Regions from separate parts of the Homo sapiens genome. Here region 2 is linked to region 1. The links are chromatin loops, found by intact Hi-C in ENCODE. Cell type or tissue: endothelial cell of umbilical vein. All regions are shown on one strand.

What was found. A loop is a pair of places that touch in the nucleus more often than their neighbours do. Peaks named below come from ENCODE experiments on the same cell type or tissue, not always from the same donor. Only the 100,000 strongest peaks of a DNase experiment are listed, where the experiment ranks them.
Region 2: a loop joins it to region 1, with 9 times the contacts of the local background. A loop is called at or near these places in 71 of 110 quality-filtered maps.

Annotation. Positions count from the first base shown.
Region 1 is chr4:24,979,143-24,981,642 of GRCh38, forward strand. It overlaps LOC102723675 (a long non-coding RNA gene), which reads left to right and starts at 676. Exons shown (of 6, transcript XR_007058082.1): 1 at 676-1,428. It also overlaps a transcript of CCDC149 not described here. In endothelial cell of umbilical vein, a CTCF peak has its summit at 1,133 (motif pointing right); DNase peaks (open chromatin) are centred at 589 and 1,129; H3K27ac peaks cover 1,390 bases.
Region 2 is chr4:25,143,662-25,146,161 of GRCh38, forward strand. SEPSECS (Sep (O-phosphoserine) tRNA:Sec (selenocysteine) tRNA synthase) reads right to left here. Exons shown (of 11, transcript NM_016955.4): 7 at 1,343-1,472; 8 at 1,113-1,204. Among named protein-coding and RNA genes, the nearest start is that of SEPSECS, 16 kb to the right of the region's middle. In endothelial cell of umbilical vein, a CTCF peak has its summit at 1,411 (motif pointing left); a DNase peak (open chromatin) is centred at 1,370.

The DNA.
Region 1 (2,500 bases):
GAGAAATACTGTGCAGCATATCTCCTTACTGTCCCTGTGTAAGGAACCTGGGATATTTATTAACTAACTTTTATTCCTTAGTATTGAGGGTCAATCTTGGGGTGTTAACTTTCTGGTATTTCCAGCTTGGGTGTACACCACCAGGAACAGGGAATGCCCTCAGACAGAAAGATGCAGGCAATCTTTGAAGTATACAGGAAATGTCTGCAAGTGATCTTCAGGATAGGCTGCAGGGAAATGGTCAGAGCACAGACAGGGTCTGCTATACCTTAGAAGAAAGAGAGAAGACATGGAGAGAAGTGGGGTCCTTGGCAATAGTCCTGATCTACTGGATCAAGCCTTACTTGAAGCCTACCTCTAGACTTGTCATTACCTGCCCCTATATATTCCATATGCTATTTAAACTGGTTTGAGTTTTCTGTTATTCACAATGTAATGATTTCTAACTCAGTCTTTTCCTAACCTGGTTCCTACAATTGAGCAGATTCCCTGTGGTTTCAAAATCAGGAAACAGGGCTGATGGGTAAGTCATGTCATCATTTCCTTCCTGAAACCAGAGTGCAACGGAAAGAAAAGGAGGAGTTGCATGGGATGGTGGCCAAGTTCTCATTGTGACCCAGGGACCATTACAGTAAAAGGAACCTGCCTAGGGAACTTGCTCAGCTCTCTCTAAACACAGTCAGCTCCATGTTCCCAACTGAATGTCACGTCAATGCGTCGATGTTAATTCCGGTAAACTGAATCCACCCGAGAATCTTGTTGTGGAAGCAAAATCGGCTTAAAAGGCTTCTTTGATGCACAGGGAATTCTCACAAGCAATAAATTAAAAATAATCAACGAGTTATTTTATATAATCTGTATATAATATAAAGTAATTGTGTCCATAAATAACGAGGCAGTTAAACAGGAAAAGAAAGGATTTTTACCTGACGTTCACATCGCTTCACAAGGTTTAGTGGATTCAGAAGGACATCTGGACTCCAGGAAAATTTAAGCGTAGCATTTTGAGACTTCCCTAAGGCCCCCTTCTCTAGTACGCAATCGCGGATTCACCAGCTTGAGTCAGTTGGCCTCAGTTTTGCTTTTGGAGGTTTAAGTCGGGTGGTGGGAAGAGATACATTTCCATTCCTGATATGGCCACAAGAGGGAGCTCCCAATGGTCGGCTGCACCTGAAAGTCCTGTCCGTGAAAACTGACAAAGAAAACTTGATTTAAAAGGCGTCTTCTGATAAACCTCAGCATCTCCTTACTAACATACTAAGAGCAATCACTGAACACTTTTCGTATGTTCAATGCGTCCTCGCGGGATCTGAGAAGCATTGTCCTATTAAATCTCAGTCGTCTGATTTTCAGCATCAATTTATCTTGGGAGCTGCTCCTGCATTTTATAAGGTGAATTCTACAGCAACGAGATTAAAGATTCAGAAAGTGAGTAAAGTTAACACTGAGCCCTTGGGCCTGGTAAATTGACAACGGAGCCAGAATAAGTATTTACCATTGTAAAGCTCTGATCCTCATGGCACAGTTGTTTCTGAAGAATGCTACCAGCACTTCCCTGCCCTGCATTTGTCTGGCTTTTTCCATTCATATTTGAATCGATTCTCTCTCTCTCTCTCTCTTTTTTTTTAATTATTATTATCATTTTCCAGGGACTTTGGGTCATTATAAGATTGCAGGTAATGACAGACTGTAATTAAGCCTAAAACAGATTTTTCTTTTAGGAGACAGAAGAATCCACTCTAGCTGAGACTCCAGATTGCCTGGGCTGTAATTTACGGTGCTATCACAAAGGGGTCCTTTTTCCGCATGGTGCTCTGCGGTGATGAGCCAGAAGCTGAAGCTGAGGGGTGTGTGACTCTCCCGCACACTCTCTGGAGTGAGCAGAATGGACGCTTAAATGGCTAAGTATAGCTTGAAACTGATTACAGGCCAGATCCCACTATTGTGCATCATCAGTTGTCATTGTTGAGACTGAAATTGCACTGGGATGTTTCTCTTTGTCACCGGCTCCAAGCTCATTTCTAGGACAGGAGTGAAACCGTATGGTGAGCCTCGGGCCCAAGCACAGGGAGAATTGTTCTTCTGGTGTGTCCCCCAAGGAAGAGCTTGGCAGGTCTTTGGCAGTGGAAGATGGGCTGGCTTCAGTCATGATACCTATAACATTGGTATTGCTAGGGCTTCCAGATTTATGGATAGTAAACTCTAATCTCTAGCAAAGAAGGTTGAAATTGTAGCTCTTCCTCAGTTGCTGTGTGAACTTAAGCAAGCAGCTTAACTTCTCTGGCCTTAGTTTTCTTATCTGTACAACAGAACTAATTATAGTTACTCTCTGATATGGTTTGGCTGTGTCCCCACTCAAATCTCATCTTGAACTGTAGCTCCTATGATTCCCACGTGTTGTGCGAGGGACCTGGTGGGAGATAATTGAATCAGGGGAGCAGGTCTTTCGTGTGCTGTTCTCATGATAGCGGACAGGTCTCACAAGATCTGATGGTTTTAT
Region 2 (2,500 bases), 160 kb after region 1:
AATGAATTAGTAGGGGAAGGAAGACTGGGGTAAAACAGAGCACAAGATTTTTAAACTTGTTATGTATTCATCCTAAGGCTATGAGATCATCTATGAGATAATACATATGAAAATGCTTTAGAATATATAAAGTACTATTATAAATATAAGGGACTACAATTGTTGTTAAGTGCTAGAAAGTTATCAGATTTAAAAACTGCACCAGAGGACTCACTCTCTCCCAGATAGAAGATGAATAAAACACTGCCTGCCCTAGCTATACAAGCTCTGTCTTTTGGAGGTGTCCTGAATTAAGCTAGTTGTGTTGGAGATAAAGTCATGTTTTCAAATATAAATGTAACTTCTTTTCATAACCAATATAACCAATGAGTTCAGCGTTCAATAATGACAAGAAATAGGCCAGGCGTGGTGGGTAACGTCTGTAATCCCAGCACTTTGGGAGGCTGAGGCGGGTGGATCACGAGGTCAGGAGTTGGAGATCAGCCTAGCCAACATAGTGAAACCCCGTCTCTACTAAAAATACAAAAAATTAGTCGGGTGTGGTGGCGGGCGCTTGTAATCCCAGCTACTCGGGAGGCTGAGGCAGAAGAATGGTTTGAACCTGGGAGGCGGAGGTTGCAGTGAGCCAAGATCGTGCCATTGCACTCCAACCCAAGACTCCGCTCAAAAAAAAAAAAAAAAAAAAGATAGAGCTAACTTCTGACCTGATTCTTCCTCTTGTGACTGACATCTCACTCCTAAACAATTTTCAAGTTTCCAAAAACTAAAAAGATGACTTATCCATTTGTCTTTTAAGAGCTTCTACCTTTAAGTACCTTTAAGTGATAAATGAATTGAATTTTATTGAATAAGAGTCCCTAATGCAGGAGTTTCTAAAAAGTAAATAAATAAAAGCAAAATCACCTAACCCAGATTCCTCGTAATATCTGGATAGACAGGCTGACAAAAAGTAATAGGAAACCACCTATGGTGGTTCCAGATCTGAATAAATACTATCGGACCATACTAGATGTCTCCCTCCCAGTGCAAGAAACCAACAGGCAGAAAACACCAATGATTTGGAGCACAGTTCTAGTCAAGAATGTTATTCGACACCTAAAGGGAAAGCTTACCTTTCTTTCTTTTAGTAGCTTCTTATAGCCATTTGATCCAAGTGACAATAAAGTAATAAGGACATCTAAAGAAGGTGAAGCTGAAGCTCTTCCTGAAATAAGAAGGATAAGTTACATTAAGACTGTGGTGGGGGGGTAGCTTTGGAAATTAAGATTTACTACAATAGCCTATGTACAAATGGATTTTTGTTTGTTAGCTACTTTTTCTGAAAAGCAACTTATTTATTTACCTGGATACATCTTGCTGATTTCCTGAATGAATGAATCATTAAAGCCAGCAATTATAGCACCACCTACTGGAACCATAAAATTTTTGTCCAAGCTCTGAACAAAAGCATCTATTCTACCAACTCGAGCCCCCTGGAATCAATATGATATTACATATTAGTTGCTAGGAAAACAGACAACTGCTATTAACAAACAAATACCACAACAAAAAATTATAACTATTTGAGTTAATTAATATATTAGCCTGATTTAACCATTTTACAATATATACATGCATCAAAACATCAAATTGTACACTGTAAATATATACAATTTTTGTCAACTCTACCTTAGAATAAAAATAAACACCATTAAAACAATGCATGGAAAAAACAATTGAAAAATTTTATTTTTATTTTCTTTGTAATAGTGCCAAGAAAATGTTTTTAAGTATTAAACCAAAATTTTTAATGGTGCTCCTTATATGTGCAACTTTAAGTTTACAACCTGCTTTCACACATAAATCATTTAATCTTCATAACAACTCTGTGAGGCAAGCACGGTTTCAGTATCAGCTCAGGTGGGAACTTTAATGAAACAAAGCTTTACACCTTAAAATTTGATAAGAAAGAATGGATTCATCCCATGCCTCTCATCTGTGCTCCTTTTTTTGACAACAAATGTCTACAATGGGTCCTATAACTATTAAGTGGTTTTAAACATCCTCTGTGAGTTCGAGGGTGGCCACCATAACCTAATGGACTATAGCCATCCGAGTTGCCAAACAGTTAATTATACATGTGCCTCTCTTTAATGCTTGGACAATCTACTACCTGTATGACCATTTTAAGCACTCAGATAAAAAACAAATGCAAAGTTTTACTTTTAACATCACTTAATGGAAGTTTTATTTGTATACTCTTGGCAATTCTAGAAGCAATGTTTCTACATAACTCATGCTCCCTAATATTATAAACTTAGATTTCATTCCACTGCAAATGAACTTCCAGTGAAAATCTAATATTCCGGTGAAAAATTGAATACTTACCTACTAGAAATGTAAAACTAAGTTCGGTCCTCATCCAACTTTCTGTCTAATGTGCTTCAATTTTCTCCTCTTAAAAATAGAGATACTGTCTAAATTACAACTAACATAGTCTTTTTCTTTATCTGTAGCCACA